Linked DNA regions of Homo sapiens: region 2 is linked to region 1. The links are chromatin loops, found by intact Hi-C in ENCODE. Cell type or tissue: dorsolateral prefrontal cortex. All regions are shown on one strand. Each heading gives the region's core, and the rest is flanking DNA. Links, peaks and the distances in the headings are about the cores only. Region 1 overlaps TNIK (TRAF2 and NCK interacting kinase). Region 2 overlaps TNIK (TRAF2 and NCK interacting kinase).

Region 1 (10,182 bases), core at 2,607-5,106:
TCTCTACTAAAAATACAAAAATTAGCCAGGTCTGGTGGCACAGGCTGTAATCGTAGCTATTTGGGAGGCTGAGGCAGGAGAATCGCTTGAACCCAGGAGGCAGAGGTTGTAGTGAGCCAAGATTGCACCACTGCACTCCAGCCTGGCCGACAGAGCGAGACTCTGTCTCAAAAAAAAAAAAAAAAAAAAAAAAAAAAAAAAAAAAAAAAAAAAAAAAGCCATATATTTTGCTGTATGTAAATTTCATCTCAGCTTTTTGTTTTTTGTTTTTTAAGTAAGAGAATAATAGTACAAGTGCTGTGCAGATGTGGCAGAAAGCCCAAGGCATTATGCGGAAACAAAAGCCCAAAAAATAACGTGATCATTTTACAAACATTCACTAAACACATACCCTGTATCAGGCACTGGTCTACGCAGTGGTAGTAGCCTAGTCTTTATCCTTATGGCAGTTACAGTCTAATAGGAGAGAGGCTTAACTCAAAAATAATCCATACGTTCATTCCAGCTCACCAAGCACTGTTGAATCCACCATCTTATTTGATCCCAACAGAGATCTCCTGAAGTTGGCAGAGCTATTGCTAGAAGTTTGCAAAAATGGACCCAGTGTACAGCAAGCCCTATACCCCATCCCAAAGTAATATTCCTTCATATCCATGTATTTTCAAGATGTTTTACATTTTTATTATGAAGAAAACCAACCATCTTGGTTTAAAGTAACTTTGTTAATGTTTTGCTGTGGAACAACATATAATAATTTAAATATAACCAAAAGATCCATTGAGTTTGGCCTCTTTATGTTACTCATATAAATTACGAAGACTAGATCTGAAACTATAAAGCTTTTAAAGCTGTCAAACTTTAGTGTGCATGGGAATTACCTGGAGGGTTTGTTACCCACAAACAGCTGGGTCCCAATCCCACAGTCTCCAATTCTTCAGGTCTAAAGTGGGACCAGATAATTTGTATATCTAACAAGTTCCCAGCAGATGCTGATGTTGGTGGTCCCAGGAACATATTTTGAGAACCACTGGTCTAGATTAAATTGTGAAACAACCTGAGTCTCAGTGGCTCAACAGAGTTTTGTTTACTCAGTAGGAATACGTGTTCTCCACAGGCTGGCAGAAAGGCTTTGCTTGTTGCAATCACTCAGAAATCATCACTCTCAAGCACCTTATGGTACCAGAAAATGAGGATTCCTTTCAAAAAACAAAAAAACAAAAAAAGAGGGAGGTGTCTCTGTGGCAAAGGGGCACAGCAGACAACTGAGAGTTTCCAATGGCCAAAGCTGGAAAAATTTGAGCAACAAAATACATAAGGTTGTATTAGAATATAACCCAATGTACAAAATAAAATACACATGAATCTATATTGATATGAATAAATGAATGAATAAATGGGGCAGAAAAGACAAATCTCCTATGCAGAAGAATTCAAATAATGTATGCAGTTACTCTATCCTTGATATGGTTTGGCTGTGTCCCCACCCAAATCTCATATTGAATTGTAGCTCCCTAATCCCCTCATGTCATGGGGGACCCAGTGGGAGGTAACTGAATCATGGGTGTTGGTTTTTCCCATGCTGTTCTTGTAATAGTGAGTAAGTCTCATGAGATCTGATGGTTTTATAAAGGACAGTTCCCCTGCACCTGCTCTCTTGCCTGCCACCATGTAAGACATGCCTTTGCTCCTCCTTTGCCTTCCACCATAATAATGAGGCCCTCCCCAGCCACATGGAAGTGTGAGTCGATTAAACCTCTTTTTCTTTATAAGTTACCCATCTTGGATATATCTTCATAGCAATGTTGAAATGGACTAATACAACCCTCAAGGTAGAGTCTAACTCCCCACTTCTTAGCTGTGGGCTGCACATAGGGACCTGCCAAAGAATACAGCATGGAGAGGGGTGAGCCGTTTACAGTAGAGAAACCTGACAGTCACTGCTGCATCAGCCTCAACAGGGATAACTCATTTTGATAGTATGTTACTTCAATATGATGTAATGAAAATGAGACTAAACTAGTGAAATCCCAATAAAATGAGACTAAACTAGAGAAATCTCAATAAAGCATCAATCTTACTTATAATTCCAAAACAAAACACCAAGGCTCCCTGAGCAGCCACCATCTCTCAGGTTGTTGGTCACCTTCACTGGGGAAAGAGAAGCCTGAAGGATCTGGCACCAGTAATTAAATGTGCCCAGGATGGAGGGAGTACAGAACTATTTGAACAGTATCAATGACTGCCACAGCACCTGCTTGCAATTCTTTGAAACAGAACCTTTGTTCACTTATGCTGTTCTGCAGATTCTCTGGAGTCAACCTCTAGGTGAATGGGCATTGAGACTAAGCCTGCTGCATGGTTTCCAGGCAGAGATTATTTATACCACATCTCATATTTTCCTGCCTCTCAAAGTGCCTCTAGAGTTATATATCCTAATGGAGAATTCTAGTCTTTCTTCTCCAATGATTCTTTTGATTTATCTCCAAATCAATGTATCATCACAACCAAGTAGGTTATTATTAAAGAGGTGTTTGGTGGTTTACCCAAAAGGCATAAATGAGTTTAGATGCCTCACTCACTTGTTTCAGTAAAACAAAAGGGGGAGTTCCTTCCTCATATGACTCTGCTCAACCAATTTACAAACCAAGCCTTCGACAGTCTAGTCTGAGCAGAAATCAACATTTCAAACTGAATGTGTTTCCTCCCTCCTTCCCATTGCTCAACTTAGTTCTTAAATTCTGTCTCTTCCTAGAAAGTTTCATTTATTTCTCATCTTTTCTATGCCTCCCCAAAAAAGCAAAAAACCAAATAATTTTCCTTTAAACCCCATCCCATATCTTGCCCCTGTTTGCATTTCTCTTTATATGATTGCAGCACAGCTTTAGTATTCATTTTACGTTCACATTTCTGGGAGTTACAAACATCTGACCCTCAGTGGGCAATTCTGGTTACCTCTTCCCAAAGGACAAGATTTGACCTTGAGATTGCTTGCAAACTCCAAAGCTGTCTCTTTCCATAAATAAATATTCTTTACATTTTTTATAGGCTATTGAACAACCACAAGAAAGTCTTGCTTCTTTGTAGGGGTTCTGAGGTGATAGTAGGGGTGATGGTAGTAGCAGTGGGGTGTGTGTGTTTTCATTTTCCTTTTTCTCCTAATGCAGTGTTTTTATGGGACAGATATGTTATGGTCATTCAAATTTGGAAAGCTGTATTAATATCACACAAGAAAGGTACTGATGACCTTATTTCTGCTAAGTATTAGGTGACCGGACCTTCCTATTTTGCACAGCTCAGAATTGTGAAAGTGACAGGCTAAGTTCTATAAACATTGCTCCAAAATATAATCACACCAAGATGGAACAGTGTTTAACCCACTAAGTGTACTTTTCTTAAATTACCTCTTTTTACAACATTACGAAATTCTCGTTTTTCTTAACTGACTCCTCCTGCTTGAAACGATCCCCATTTAATTACAACAAATTCACTAAGATGGCTTTGAATTTTTAGCCTTGCCAAAATTATAGATCCTATTTTCTGGAGTGAGAATATTTAACTCTCTTTATATTTGCAACACAGTTCTCATAAGGACTAAATGATTTAGGAGCTGCCGAGATTAATAACTCATTTGTATATATATATCATCTACTTTGGCCCAGGCTCCAACACTATCAACACTTACCCTAAATTGATGTTCCCTATCCTTTATAAGAGATAATGAATTCGTCTCATGGCCTAGAGCACACAGTGACATCTATGGTCTCAACTGATGTGAATCAACCCTCTCAGGGTTGGGAATATGTCTTAATTGTATACTTGTTCTTCAACACAACTACTGCTTCCATTTGATTTCTTCCCCCTTTTACTTACTGAAATGATTTTCATTCTTACCTCACTCATCAACTTGTCAATTAGAGAACAGGAGCTATTTCCTTTTTTGTTTGGGATTCTGGCTGCAGCCCAGGCACCATTTTCCAAGTAATTAATGAGCCCTGCAATGTCCTGGCTTGTGACCACCAGTCTCTTCCTTTGTTATATTACATCTTGCCTGGAGAAGGACTCAATGCAAGAGCAGGCAATAGGCTGCCACTTGACAAAGAGCAAGCTGTTATTTTTAGGTGAAAACACCGAGTTTTTTTTTTTTCTTTACTTTTGCCACATGACAACATAGGTGTTGGTAGTTAAATCTTAGGCTCACAAAGAAAGCCCTAGAAGCAGAAGTATCTATGGTTATGGATTTCTAATAGACTGTCAAGAGCTGCAATGGAGCATACAATCATAGGGTGGGAACTCGACCTTCACCCTCACCCTCAAGCCTAGGCTATTTGCACCACATCAGCATATGAGAGAAAAAACACCAGGGAACTCAGTTTTTGGTGAAGGGCAAGAAGAGGTCAAAAGGTGAAAATGGACTTTTTTTCCCCTTCCTTATTCCTTAGTTGCAAGGGGATAAAATAGTAAGCTTTTCTTCATTATGATCATTCATGCATTCAAAAAATATGCTTTTAGTATCATCTAGTTGTTTTAACATTGTTTTAGGTGCTAAGGATGGAGTACTCAACAAAAACAGAATCCTTATTTATCTACAAGGCACAGTCTAGTGAAAAGAGACTGAAGTGAACAAATGAATGAATGAATGATGAATGGATGGATGGATGGTAGATGGTGATGAATGCTACGGGAAAAAAATTAAACATGGTAAGGGGAACAGGGAATGGAGAGGGTGGGGTGTTATTTTCTATAAGGTGGTCAGGGAAGGCCTCTCTAATAAAATGACATTTGAGTAGAGACCTGGAGAAAGTGAAGGAACAAGCAACAGAGGTGTCTGGAGAAGAGGATCACAGGCAGATGAAACAGCAGGAAGAAGGGCACTGCAGTCAGACTCTGCTTGGCGTGGTTGATCATTAATTACTCTAAAAGCTTAACAATCTATGCAGAATTGAGTCACTGTAGATAAATGCCTTCAAGTCTCTACACTGATTTTATGATTTTTGAAGAAAAATCACTGAAGCTGTATTATGTAACCTTGTGCCCTATTAAAGATATGGTCCATAATTAAACATTTTCTGATGACTTGGATATGTAAGTATGATTCCTTATTTATTCATATACACCTTGCGCATGTCATCCTTGCACTGCACTCTACTTATTCTTTAAATTATTGAGCAGCCAGTCTTTGGTAGGTCTGTGCTAGTTACTGGGAATACTGTGGTAAGCAAAGTAGACAAGTCTCTGGCCTCATGGAGCTTATAGTCTGATAAATATATTATTCAACCAATGTGTATCACTATAATCTGAGTTTAGCACCCCACCAGAATGTGCCGGGGGTATGAAAGCCCAAACGGGGCCTGGGATCTTCTGGAGGATGAAGAACAGTTTTGTGAGAAAGTGACATGGAGTTAATAACAGGAGAAGAACATTCCAGGAGCAGGAATGTGCAAAGGTCTTGAGGCAGGAGGAAGCAAATTAGGTTTTCTGTGTAAAGAGAAAGCAGTATGTCTGGATCCCAGAGAGTGAGAAAGAACAGCACTAAGAAGAAGGTTGTGTTCAGATCATCCTGGGCCTTGTAGGCTAAGTTTACTCTTGATCACATGGGAAATCATTCAAAAGGTTTTAAACAGGAGAGAGACATGATCAAATAAGCATTTTAATATGACTTTACTGGCTGCACAGTAGGAATGTAGGGGCTGCAAGGATAACATCAAGGGACAGTCCTGCAGGCGTTCATATGAGAGATGTGCAATGCCTGTGCTAGGACAGTGGTGGCAGAGACAGAAAACAGAAGAGAGAAATCAGGAACCATTTAGGAAATAGGATCAGCTGGGCTTGGTGATGAAATTCAGGAGATGATGTCATGGGTGACTCCTAGTTGGTTCTTGGAGTTGTGATAATGCCCTTCACTCACTGGTTCATTTGCTGAAAAAAAAAAAAAAAGAAAAGAAAAATGACAAAACCCTAGCTCAGGCACCAAACACATAGAGCACACTCTCTTCTCTTTGACAGCCAAGCTAGTTCTAAGTAGCATCTAGATGCCTGGTATACAAGTCCTAAGTGCCTGCAGAGCTGGCCCTCAGCTGAGAAGTGCCTATCACACACACACACACACACACACACACACAAGTAAAGAGAAGCCAACAGGCTACATTAGATTCAGGATAAATGAGCTAGCCCAAATGACTTCTTCTATTTCAACTCCACTATCATTGCATTTAACTGGTCACACCTACAAAGCAATCAGCAAACTGGGTGACTCATTAGGATTTTCTTTTCAAGAGAGCAAAGAACCTAAATAAAGATCCTTGAATTTAGCGTACAATACCCAGGAGTCATCGGAGCAGCAGCAATTTGGGGGAACTTCAAGTGTGGTATTTCGGTTTGAGTGGGGAAGTTAGAAATCAGAACTGATCTCACAAACAAAAAGCTTTTATAATAGCCTGTCCTAGATAAGAGAGTAATGAGAGGACAAAAGGGGAAAGCCATCCCCCTCTTAATACCAAGGAAACCTAGGGAAGTGACTTCTTAAAAAGGAGGTAAAAGCAGCAGTTTTAGTCACTCATCAAGAGTGACTGTTCTTCCTCTTTGCTAGAAATAGCTAAGAGAGTGTAAATCACTCACTAGGCTCTAAGAAAAGAAGACTTACAAATGAGCTTGAAACCAAATAGTGCTGTGTAGATTCTTCTACCATCTTCTAAAGAATCTGCATGGACTTACTTATTCACTGTTAAGGTTGTCTGTGCATGGTAGCCACAGTGCTAGGATGATATCTATAGTTTGTTTTTGACAACAAGTAAATCCATTATAAACCCAATTTCTTCTCTTGAGCACAAGTTTAAAAGGAAAAAAAGAAAAGCTTTTCTACTTTAACATGCCTCATGCCTGTGCTTCCAAACCAGAGCACAAGTACTCCCTGGGGCACTCAGCTCTATGCCAAGTATTACAGCAGCAGGAAACCATAGATTTTGTTTAAGTCAACCTTTCTATAGTAATTTCATTAACATAATTTTAAACTGACGCAACAATGATTATCATGTGGCATAAAGAGAATCCATCTAAATTTTAAGGATATAACAGAAGATTCCAAATACATTTCATTTTTGTGGTTTCCACACCACCACCGAGTGAAGCCTTTAGATCTCTTGAAGAGGATGGGGTGGTTACAGGCCAACGAACGTATCCATTAGATGCAGACAGCACAGGACCTAGAGCCTACAGTACTTTTTGCAGTCAACAAAAAATTATTCTTATTTTAAAATTAGAAGATAAAAACTAATTCTTAGGCCAAAGAAAATGTTTTAACATATAATATTTGTCTTACACCAATGAGGTTATAAAGCCTAATTTTTAACTTTTTGTTGTTTTATTTTTCTTGGAGAAAGGGGCCCACGGAGGCAAAAATGGGGAGGGCCTACAACAGTCATACTACAGCACCGGGTAGTGCTTTCATTTGTGTTTGAGTCCCTCTCCTCTGCTATGCTGGTAAGCCTCAAACACAAATGAAAGTGTTATTTCTTAAAGTATAGTGGTCCAAATACCAACATGATTTAGTGAGACAAGGGCAAATATTTTAATTTAAAAAGTATGTACTATATTTTTAAATATAGCTGAAAATATTGAGTTTCTCATTTACGGTAGCAACGAATTTTCTTTTTGAAAAATTTAAGTAAATAAAATACTTTAATGAAAAATATTAAGCAAAAAGACTGCAAGTTCTAGGATGAACTTGGAAAAAAAAAAAGAGGTTGGTATTGCTGAATGGCTGAAAACTAGTGATATCCTAGAATCCTAGAAATACTAGGATTCAGACTCTCAGCTATAACACCCAAAAAAGTTTCCATATAGATCATCAACTACCTTCATCTCTCAAGAAAAACAGTAAAACATGACCAGAACTTCCACCACCAATCTACTGGGAAAATTAGAAATTTTGGATAGTGGTCTGAGTGCTTATTTATATTTTAAATCACATATCATATTTTTCAGAATTAGTGGTTCACACTGGCAAGAGAGCAAGAAATATTTGTTGGTTGGTACAAAGCACCTCCTTTTACTAGCCCATGAAACAATCCTACAATAACTCTTGTATTGTACAAAGAGAGGCAGATGATTGATAAAGATTCCCACAAGAATAAGACATTCACAGAAAAATGAGATCAGCCACTGCAGTCCTACCAGCTGGGATAATTTTACAAGGGTCAGACAGCTCCAGGGCATAAACTAATCACTTCAGGGTGAGGAAGAAGCTGACTCCTGATTCCCAAGAGGCAGTGTCACACAATTAGATTGTTTATTCTAGCTCAACACAAATTTGACACATTTCCCCAAAACTGCCTGTCTAGGGTCCTGTCAAAACAGGATGATGGAAAGTCAGAATAATGTTTTAGCCCAGTATTTCCAACATTCCTGTAATCCATTCCATTTCAGTCATGTTTTGATGTAAAGGATATTTTCCCCACTAATATTTGAAAGCTATCCATTCTTGCGTATTCTAGTTACACCGAGCATACATTCATTGTGGAATAAGCAGCAGCCAATGGTATCCAGGATCTTCTAAAAGTAGTATTCGAGGGCTTTTTTTGTATGTCTTAAAATTGTTAAATCTGAGTGAATGAACTTATCTACTCCCAAAGCAAGATCTTAAGTTGTTTTTAGTGGCCAATGAAATCTTTCCCAGGGAGCTAGAAGATGGGCTACCCAAAGGAAAATATTCTATATATTTTTCAATGAACATATAGAAGAATTACAGAACAAACAAGACATAAAATACAACATTATAGCAAATGTTTTTGAGGAGGGTGAATGAGATTCTTAATTAGTTCTTTTGCCTCTGCCAATATTGTCTATACCATTGTCCTTACACAATATTTACACAAAATATTGCAGCTAATAAGCAGAATCAAAATTTGAACTCAGATCTGCTTAGATCCAAACCTATGGTCTTAACCTCTGTATTTGTTCCAGAACAGTTCCTGGAACAAAGCTGGTAGCCAAGAACAAACCTGGTAGCCAATCCGTATTTGTTGAATCTGAATCTAGATTAGGAACCAGGCTGTTTGATCCAGGATTCTGAGGTGTTTCTAGAGCTCTTTACAACTAATCTCAACACCCAGAATGAAAAAGCTCTCTATGACATTTGAAGATATTAGATGACTACATCTGATAATGCCACATTCAAATATTTTCTGTTAATTCTTCTCCCTGTTGAAATCCAATTAGCATGAGGAAAATTAACTACTGCAATTAAGAGGAAGAGGAAGTGAAAGATTTCCATATAACAAGTTTAAAGCTCTGTTGCTAAAAAAAAAAAAAAAAAAAAAAATGCCCAAAGAAACTCAATCCTGTAACTGAATTTCAGATAACAGAGTATACTGCATACATAAAAACTAACTTTTTTGAGTACTCACTGTATACCTAAAATTCTTCTAAATGCCATTTCATGTATTATCTCATTTAATCCTTATGAGCTAGGTACTATTATTCCTAAATTTCAGAAGAGAAAACCAAAGCACAAAGAGGTTAAGCAATGAAGCCTAGGTCTACCAATAAGTGGTAGAGCCAAGATTCTGGTCCCAAGGGATACAACCCCAAACTTTATGCTTTTAACCTGCTGCTTCCCATAATAATAACACTTGCTGGACACTTTAATCTGTCTCATATATTCTTTTTTCTTAACCTCCACTTCCTGGGTTCAAGCTATTCGCGTGCCTCAGCCTCCCAAGTAGCTGGGACTACAGGCACGTGCCTCTACACCTGGCTAATTTTTGTATTTTTAGTAGAGATGACGTTTCACTATGTTGCTCAGGCTGGTCTCGAACTCCTGAGCTCAGGCAATTCACCCACCTCGGCCTCCCAAAGCGCTAGGATTACAGGCCTGAGCCACCATGGCTGGGCTGCCCTATGTATTCTTCATGCAAACTATGTTATTTACTTTCCCCAACAACCATAGAGAAAATATATATATATATGTATATATGTGTGTGTGTGTGTGTATGAATGCATGCAGATATAGGAGGTGTGTATATGTGTGTCTGAGTGACTATTCTCTATCCTATCACTGTAAAAACACTTGACAGATCTCTCAACCATTGAAAGAAGGTCATCTTAGATCTTCTATATAATTAATCAAAAGAACTATTCATACAAAAATTGCATTATGTGTCATCTTCATTTTTCATTAGGTATTTT
Region 2 (10,182 bases), core at 5,056-7,555, 110 kb after region 1:
GACTCCATCTCAAACAAACAAATAAATAAATAAATAAACAAACAAACATCCCCTAGATACACTCCACAAGAATGTCACTGTTAATCCCCAAATAGCTACCATATTAGGTTTTTAAGGTTTTAGGCAAGAAAAAAAAAAAAACACGTTATAATCTGACATTGGTCATCTTACAAAACAAAGTTACAAGGAAGAAATACCTTGGAAATAGCTCTTAAAACACCACTATGCTCATGAAAGACAACTTGTGCCCTAAACCAAAGGCTTCTGGGAAGTCTGTGAGCCTCAGGGTGATAATACAACAGATAATTCTGATGTCATGACAAGGTCCATAAATCAAATGATGGCTATGTGAGTCACTATTGGCAGTGGCTTTGGGCCAGTCAGTCGTAAGCTCAGCCACTTAGTAGCTCTACGATCTTTGGTAAACTAATTGATTTTTCAGAGTCTTATGTGTTCATTTATAAATGCTACACACCTACAGCACAAGAAATTGGAAGCCAATCTGGCAATATCTAGAGCCTTAGAGATCATTCATACACTTTCATTCTAAATTCAATTTCTAAGGAGTTATCCTAAGGAAACAGAGATGCACACAAAGACTTATATATAAGGATGTTTATTGAAGCACTATTTATCAGTTGGAAAGTTAGAAATAACCTCAAGCTTCATCAACAGGAACTGGTTAAATATATTATGATCCATCTCCACAACAAAATGCTAAGCAGTCTAAAAACATGATTAGAAAGTTGAGCACTGACTGAATATTTTATTACACGTTAAATTTTTTAGGCATGATAATACTATTATGGTTATGTATTTTTTAAGTACACAAACTACTGAAATATTTATAAATGAAATAATATGCTACTTTAAAATAATATGGGGGAGAAGGTGGGTAGGAGTACAGATGAAACAGGATTCATTATGGGGGATAATTGTTCAGTAGAGAGATTATTAACCCTTTTATCTACTTTTTAATAAGAGTTTTATTGAGCTTTAATTCACATTCCATAAGACTTACTCTTTTGAAGTGTACAAGTGACTTTTAGTATGTTTCACAGAGTTGTACAAACATCTGCACTATCTAATTTGGGACGTTAGCAGTCACTCCCTGCCAGCAAGCATTAGTCTACCTTCTATCTCTATGGATTTGCTTATTCCAGACATTTTATATAAATGGAATCATACAACCATGTGTCTTCTCGTGTTTGGCTTTTTTCACATAGCATAATGTTCATCCATGTTGCAGTGTGTATCAGCACTTCCTTTTATTGTAGAATAAATATTCCATTGTAAGGATATACTATGCTACATTTTGTTTATTCATTCATTGGTTGATGGACACTTGGGTTGTCTCCTATTTGAGGTTACTATAAATATTCATGTACACTTTTTTTTTTTTTTTTTTGCATGAATACGTCCTTAGTTCTCTTGGGCATATACTTAGGAGTGAAATTCCTGGGTCACATGGTAACTCTGTATTTAGCATTTTGAGAAACTGTCAAACTGTTTTCCAAAATGGCTGTACCATTTTACATTCCTATCAGTAATATAGGAGCATTCCAATATTCTGTCTACTTATTATTATTATACTTTGAGTTCCGGGATACATGTACAGAACGTGCAGGTTTGTTACATAGGTATACATGTGCCATGGTGGTTTGCTGCACCCATCAACCCATCATATACATTAGGTATTTCTCCTAATGCTATCCCTCCCCTAGCCCCCCATTTACTGACAAGCCCCGGTGTGTGTTATTCCCCTCCCTGTGTACATATGTTCTCATTGTTCAACTCCCACTTATGAGTAAGAACATACAGTGTTTGGTTTTCTGTTCTTGTGTTAGTTTGCTGAGAATGATGGTTTCCAGCTTCACCCATGTCCCTGCAAAGGACATGAACTCATCCTTTTTTATGGCTGTGTAGCATTCCATGGTGTATATGTGCCACATTTTCTTTATCCAGTCTATCATTGATGGGCATTTGGGTTGGTTCCAAGTCTTTGCTATTGTGAACAGTGCCATAATAAACATACATGTGCATGTGCCTTTACAGTAGAATGAATTATAATCCTTTGGGTATATACCCAGTAATGGGATTGTTGGGTCAAATGGTATTTCTGGTTCTAGATCTTTGAGGAATCGCCACACCGTCTTCCACAATGGTTGAACTAATTTACACTCCCAACAGTGTAAAAGCGTTCCTATTTCTCCATGTCCTCCCCAGCATCTGTTGTTTCCTGTAATCTGTCTACCTTTTAAGTTTAAATTCCCCATGAAAAAGAGTTTTAAAAGTTATGCCATAGAAAAAGATTAATAGCATGAGAAAAGGCTAATTATTAGGTTTAAAAAATAGGTTACATATAATATGTACAATATTATCTCCACTTTAAAAAAAATCTATTTATCCATGCATAGGAAAAAACTACTAAGCCATACACCAAAGTGCATATGTGGTTATCATTAGGAATCATAAGTTTAAATAATTTGAGAATTCTTTTTATTTTTTCTCCATTTTCCAAATTTTCTGCACTGACCATGCAGAAACCATTGCAATGACCATTGCTTTTACAATGAGAACCAGAAAAGCCTTTTAAAAATTAAACAAAATTTTTGGGAGGCCAAGGAGGGTGGATCACCTGAGGTCACAAGTTCGAGACCAGCCTGGCCAACATGGTGAAACCCCGTCTCTACTATAAGTATAAAAATTAGCCAGGTGTAGTGGTGGGCACCTGTAATCCCAGCTACTTGGGAGGCTGAGGCAAGAGAATTGCTTGAACCCAGGAGACGGAGGTTGCAGTCAGCCAACACGGTGCCACTGCACTCCAGCCTGGGTGATGAAGTGAGACTCCGTCTCAAACATAAAAAAAAAATTAAACAAATTTTTAACAACTCAGCAGGCTTAGTCTGCTTTCTTTCACAGTCTGCATTTTTTGGGCCCTGGAGCCCCAGGAGTCTTCGTAGCTTCCCACTCAGGTTAAGATACAGCACATATTTCCAGCTTCTACAGGTGGCCTCTTTGCACATAGAATCGTAACCTTTATTTTCAACATCTGAAGCATTGCTACTTATCTATATTGATTAACTTAGCTGAGTTCTCCTCTACCATCTAATTAGATTTGGTTTCTTCACAGTGGAGCACAGGCTATCTTCAGTGTGTTCCGTACATACAAGCAACTTTATAACCATCTTTGTATCCATACTTTGTTAGACTGGTTTTTGTGTTGTGGGAATGACTGATTCACTAAGATGTCCAGGATGTTGGCAATCCAGTTGAGGGACGTGGTATAACGGGACCCAGCACTGCATTCGAATTTCATCCTTGGACAAGACAAGTAACTTCTCTGACCCCAAATTTCTACCTACAAAAGAGGTAAATTGGATCACCAATCACCAAGCCCTAGGCAGACAGATAGATAAGTAGATATATAGACAAAGATATGCAAACACAATCCCCCTTTACTTTTCATTTTAGCCTTAACATGGTTTTATGGCTTTATCCTATTTATGCCTTTTATCAGAAGGTGCCACAACTTACTTTTTGGAGGTATGAGGTGTAATAAATAAATAAGATCCCTTTTAAATGAATGAATTAATTGCATTCACACAATTGATATTTATTCAATCAACATTTATCATGTGCCAGACACAGTTCAAAGCACCAGGAATGTGGTGCTGAACATGCAGGCAAGATCCCTATTCTCACAAAACTTATTAGGCTCCAGTTGGGACAGCCAGATTTTTAAAAAATTCAGATAGTCACGACTGCCTTAAAGATAATAAAGCACTGAATTGGACAGTTTCAGGGTGGAAGGGAGTGTTACTTTACAGATATATTGCAAAGAAAGCCTCTCTGTTTAGTAGGGAGCCTCTAAGAGGGCCCTCAGTGACTTCTGCCTTCTGGTGTTAGTTAATATTCTTGTGTAGTCCCCTTCGAAATGAATAGGGCTGACTTGGGTAGCCAACAGGGTATTGCAGAAATGATGGTGTGTGATTTCCAAGGCTAGGTCATAAAAGACATAGTGGCTTCTGCTCTGCTTTCTTGATTCCTCTATCTGGTAAAAGTGGGCACGATGTTATGAGGATGCTCAAGCAACCAATGGAGCCACCTACGTGGGGAGGAACTGAGGCCTCCTGCCAACATCCAGCACCACATAAGTAAATCATCTTGGAAAGAGATCCTCCAGCTCCAGTCAAGCCTTCAGAAGATAGCTCACCTTGCCAAAATCTTCCTGCAACCTCAGGAGATACCTCATGCTAAAACCACCCAGGTAAGCCACTTCTGAATTCCTGGCCCACAGAAACTGTGAGATATAATAAATGGTTATTGTTGTTTAGGCCACTAAGCTTGAGGGTAGTCTGCTATGCAGATACATAAGTAATAATACAGGCAGCATCTCACCTTAGACCTAAATAATAAGATGGAGCCCTCCATGTGAAATTTCTGACACGGAGAACTACAAGAATGAGCTTGGCATATTCACAAAACAGAAAAAAATCAGTGTGGCTAGAGTGTAGTAAAAGACAAGTGCAGGCTCTCTTCTCCATCCAACCATGGGTGTAGAAACCATGCCAATGTTGTCTTCAGCTCAGCCCCAGCAACTAGTAGCACCCAATAATCAGGTACTGAATGAATATATACACAAACAAATAAATGAATGAATGCTGGATACCATGTGCATTTCTTCCCCTACAGTTAATCACATTTCACAGAATCACAGAATACTGGGCCTGAATTTACCCTGCACCCAAACTTGCACCTTCTAATACACTAATCAAACAAATGTTTGTAACATATGCAATGTATTGTTAAAGTCTACAAATTTCCTACTTGATGCATACTGCCAAGGTTCTAATTTCACTAACTAGAGAGACAGCACTTTAAAATCTAGGGTTACTTCAGAGTCTAAATCCGGGTATCCAGCAGCAACACTGTAAGGGAGTACCCAGCGGAAGTCACAGTCAGCCCTTCGTCCTATCACTCGGTCTTCAAAAACTAGAACAACACTTTAAATTATAAATCAGAATCTGACAGCTGGAAAAAAATAGCTCATTTAAAAATTAGAAAGGGATGTTACGTTCAGTGGCAATTCCCAGCTCATTGAGGTGCACAGTTTGCAATCTCTTGGTATCTCCAACAGATAGAATAAGAATCCATGGCTATTTAAATGCCCTCAGTCCTGCCTCTAGTTCCCTTACATATTCCAGGAATATGCATCCCAGCAATACAAATTGCTGGAAGTCACCTCCAGCAATTTCTAGTCCAAACCACTCATCTTACATGTGACAAAACTGAAGCTTAGAGGGCAAGGTGTCAGAGCCAGCTTTATGACGCTGGGCTCTAACTCCCAGCTGTGTGCCTCATTAAACCTCACCATCTCCCAAACTCTCTCTACCCGCTCACTGCCAGCTCTGTCAAGATAAAAACTCAACGTTGTCTTCCAGTGGGCCACCCCAGAAGCACACCCTTTCCCGCCCATCTATTACTGTTTAATCAAAACAGCAGTCATAAGTATTATCCGATTGTTGAAATAATTGAAACACACTCCAAACACACACACACACACACACACACACACACACACACACACACATACGCCTTGCAATTCTAACCCATGGTATTTTAAATCTCTCAAAACTTAGAATAAGACAATGGAGAGAACACTTTCCTTGGCAGAAAAATTCTAGAAATAGGAATACCTACCCAGGACCAGGCATAGTATTTCTCGTAATTGGTGCCCCCGGAATTGTACTCTATGTAATTAGCATCCACTGGAATTGTACTCTACATAAAAAGTGTCCCCAGGAGTCATGCAACCTAGACTATAATGTAATTCATGATCCCTGAAATTGTGCCATGGTCAGCAACAGGCCCCACCTTTCTGAGGTTTCTATACTCTCTCTACATAGCACCACCTCCAGCCCTTCTAAAAGGGTTGCACAGTATATATTTTGTTAATTCAAAATTTATTTGTTGAACGAACGCCTGCTGTGTAAAGAAAACTGGTGAGGATCCCTAAGAAAATCAAACGTTGCCTCTAAAAAGGAATTGTCTAGTAGTGAATATAATCCAAGACAGAAAGTTCTGAGTGTTATGAAAGAGGTGTGAGGTCAGTTCTGAGACAGTCTATGAGTGGGAGGGACAACTTGAGAGAAATCAGAGACTTCTGTGGAAAAGGTGGTCTGCGAATGTTCAGCGTTGGGGCAGTAGGTACAGAAAGGAGACTAAGACAGAGCGCCCCCTACAGAGCATCCATGGGGGAATGAAATTGTTCCCTGCCGCAATGGGGGAGTGGTCGTCAAAACTGCAGAGCTCGGTGGGAGGCCCCTCTGAATTGCCGCTGGTCTTAACATGCTAAAGAGTTTAGTTTTCAGTCTGTAGACTAAGGAGACAGAGAAGGCCTTGAATAAAAACAACCAGATTGAAACTGTGCGTTTGGAAGACTCACGTGGCTACAGTGTACGAGAAACCAGTCAGAAGAAGGCTGGTGGTAGAGACACAGGAGGAGGGGAGGTCCTGTTGCGGGTGTTGCCCAGGGGACAGTAACTACAGCACTTGCAGGGAACAGTGGAGACAAGGGGACCCATATGATAAACATTAAGGGAAGAATTTTAAGTTGGGGTGATATAAAATGTGTTTTGAGAAACTGAGGGCACCCCCATGAGACAACCAGGACATGTAAAAAAGAGTGGATAGAATCATGTTTCTCTAAAGGGAAATAAGCTTCCAACCAGACTGGAAGGAATCACAAGCGGAATTCATCCAACATTTTCTACTTAAGTCCTCCCTCTCTCTCCACTAGAGACCTTATATTTATATGTGCAGAATAACATTTCATTCAAAAAATATCATTAAGATTTTCTTAGAATTCTCAGCACACTGCTAACAAACCAGTTTAGGCCCTGTTCTCAGAGAGCTACTTCCCCCACAGAAATGTAAGAATCAATTTGACATTAAAGCATCTTTCAGACTCAAGTTACTCCAGATTCTATCAGGAAGGGAATCAGAGACTGGTTGTGCTCAGCTGGGCATGGCGGCCATGATTCAATCACAGGAGCGCCTGGCTGGGTGGACTTTAGAACCACTATCACTGAGAGAAGGAATGGCGTCGAAACAAGAAGGGCACGGAAGATTAATTCCAGGGCAGAGACACAGAAAGAAGAAAGGCCGAACGGGCAAGACTCGAAATTATAAGATATCAAAGAGTTTTACAGATAAGGGGGAAAAAAGGAATATTTCCTGAAAGAAATGTACTGGGTACTCTCTCATCAACAAAATATTACATGACCTCCTAAGTAGATAATTATGCAAACAGCAAACCATGACTTACACTGGCTTTTGTACTAAAGATTACTCCAGTTAATAATGAATAATGAAAATGATTATGCATATTTCTCTGATGTTCTGATAAATACCAGCACACCCTACTTTTTATGAGGCAATGCCATTGTAAAGAAAACACCTGTTTAGTATCTCTGAAAAATAAAAAGAATATCTAATGAAAAAATTGCCATGCTGTTATCATTTTGAGATACTGTTATCAACTCATGCAACTTTACTAAAATCTCATTTTAGACCAAATTTAATTAAGTGCTCTGGAGTAATGAACTAATAATGTTTCGAGATTTCTTTGAGCCCCATGAGACCTCTCACCAGAAAGTTTTAAATACTGGGCCATTAGTGTATCATTTTATGTGTCCACTCTATCTCCCAAGGGAAAAGATAAAACTTTAGGAAGGCACAGTCATGATCAATGTGTTTGTATTTGAATAATCGGTAATACATAAAGAGAGAAAACTTTTTTTAAAAAAGAAGGTTTTAATGAACAATGCTGATAGTTGATACTAGTTTAGAAATATGTTAATCTCCAAAAAACTTCAGGGCTGCACTTACCTCATATGTAATGAATGCTTAATACTGGGGGCGCAAAGCTCAATTCAGGCCATCAAAGAAACATACAAGGTCACATTGGTACACAAAAGGAAAAAGGCAGCTAAGGTCTGTGGAGGTACTGTTAAAAAGAGTCGGAACCTTCTGATATCTTTTTCTGAAGATTATTTTCCTTCTTTTCTTAGTCTTCTTTTTTTTTTCTTAAACAAGATGTCACTCTGTCACTGAGGCTGGAGTGCCGTGACACAATCACAGCCTCGACTTCTCAGGCTCAAACTATCTTCCCACCTCAGTCTCCCAATTAGCTGGGACCACAGGCACACACCACCACACTGACTTTTTTTTTTTTTTTTTAGAGATGGAGTCTCCCTACATTGCCCATGATGATCTGAAACTCCTGGTTTCAAGCAGTCCTCCCACTTCGGCCTCCCGAAGTGCTGGGATTACAGGTGTGAGCCACTGTGCCCAGGAAAGATAATTTTCTATTAGATAAAATCATTGCAATCAAATGTTGATGGTATCAATTTTCCCACTAAATTCTACTTAACCATGGGATAGCATATTTGTACAGTGCTGTATGGTTTTTAAAGCATTGCCTTAAATACTTTATTGATTTTGAAACCAGTATGTGAGAAAGGCAAACAGTTGTGATGATTCTTATTAACTATGGTTAAATGTCCTACCCAAAGTCACAGAGTGAATAAGAGGTGGACATAGAACTGGGGAGACAGGGTTCATTCCACTCCATTCATTCAAGCATTCATTCACGTACTCATTCATCCAACTAATGGAGACTATGGCTCCAAAGATGAACAAGATCTAGCCTCTGCCCTCAAGAAGTCCACGGTTTAGTAAAGAAGCAGAAAGGAAATCACACACCAAGTAAAACATGAGCATGAAAAGTGTAGCAAAGGGATGTATGCAAGGCTTTCAGATGAGGTCAATTCTTAAATCTGGGTTTCAATGGAGAAAGGAATGGCTAGGGAATGAGGGCTAAGGGGAAAGACAAGTGTAGATCATCTAATTTTGTTCAAATACAAAAGTGTATGTGAGTCCTGGCAGAAGCTGAGAGTATGAGGTCAGCAGCAGCCAACTCCTGGCCTTGAATGCCTTACCCTGTGGGCCAAGTTAAGGACAGCCAAGGTGCTTAGGTCCAGAAATATGCTAATCTCCAAAAAGCTTTCTGGGCTGAGCTCGCCTCATATGTAATAAAGCACACTGGTGGCAACTTTCATCTCTTTTAATACTGAGATGTCTTGAAGCAAGAATGACTCAAGCCCCAGGTTTGAATGAGTAAATTGTTTGCTGTAGCCTATGTATGTATACACACATTTTCATACACCCACGTGGATACGGTTTATATCCATAATACTACACATAATATATGTATCCACATAGATAATACAAAACATACACACAACTCTATAAACCTCACATGCAGAGCCATCTGAATAACATGTATGTTTATACTGACCCCTTGAGACATGCTCTGATGGACACAGGTTACTCAGAGAGGTTACCTGTGCAGGACAACCATGTGTCCTAGGTGATTTCAGACAGTCGTTTGCCTGCAGAGTAGGCATTGAACCAGGGCTGGACAAGATGAATTCCAAAGGTGGCCTAGAGCTCCATGGTTTCATGTATCACAAGCTTACTTGCATGAAGTAGTTTCGCCATTCTCAATAAATAAAATTCCCTGACCCTGGTGAAATTATTCCTTTCTGCTATTCTTTTGTACTCAGGCAGAAAATGTATTATTGATTTCTGATTCCACCACAGAAAGTGTGACTTAGAGAAAAGAGCACTGAATGAGGAGTCAGGAAATCTAGATTATTTCCTCAAACCACGCTCCTCGCTGTCCCCTCCCCTTGTTACTGTGTGACCTTGAACAACTTACTTCACGCCTCTGGGCTTCAGTTTCCCAAGTGTTCAATGAAAGGAGTGGCTGAGTGTTCTACAATTCTCTTTCCAGCTCTGAATCTATAAAACAATTCCAGCCCATCCCTCAAGATTTAGTTTATCTCTGAGCTCTAAAAATCAGGGCTAAAACTGGATTCAAAGTACCTATTTTCTAACCAAAGAAGATCCTGCTTCACTCACTTTTAAACCATGCAAATCTTGCATAATTTAAATGATCAGTGCTGTCATTGGTTGCTCTGGTTTAAATTATGCATTGTTGCTATTTGGGGAAAATTTAGACTGGGTCCGGTCTGGAATCACTGGCTGAGAACAATAAGCCCCCAAAGTGAGAAGGATAAAGGCCTCTCTAGACAGGATCTGCTTTTAATGCTT

Evidence for each region. A loop is a pair of places that touch in the nucleus more often than their neighbours do. Peaks named below come from ENCODE experiments on the same cell type or tissue, not always from the same donor. Only the 100,000 strongest peaks of a DNase experiment are listed, where the experiment ranks them.
Region 2: it touches region 1 in a loop (2.6-fold over the local background); 19 of 110 quality-filtered maps call a loop at or near these places.

Annotation. Positions count from the first base shown.
Region 1 is chr3:171,341,303-171,351,484 of GRCh38, forward strand. The region is part of intron 2 of TNIK (TRAF2 and NCK interacting kinase); the gene reads right to left. Among named protein-coding and RNA genes, the nearest start is that of TNIK, 110 kb to the right of the region's middle. RefSeq lists a silencer at 2,619-2,708 and an enhancer at 6,183-6,232. In dorsolateral prefrontal cortex, for the core only: no CTCF peak of the experiment used is centred there; a DNase peak (open chromatin) is centred at 3,989; H3K27ac peaks cover 2,321 bases.
Region 2 is chr3:171,447,180-171,457,361 of GRCh38, forward strand. All of the region lies in intron 1 of TNIK (TRAF2 and NCK interacting kinase), which reads right to left. It overlaps LOC124906303 (a long non-coding RNA gene), which reads right to left. Exons shown (of 2, transcript XR_007096168.1): 2 at 1-3,361. Among named protein-coding and RNA genes, the nearest start is that of TNIK, 8.1 kb to the right of the region's middle. In dorsolateral prefrontal cortex, for the core only: a CTCF peak has its summit at 6,265 (motif pointing left); a DNase peak (open chromatin) is centred at 7,056; H3K4me3 peaks cover 742 bases; H3K27ac peaks cover 1,802 bases.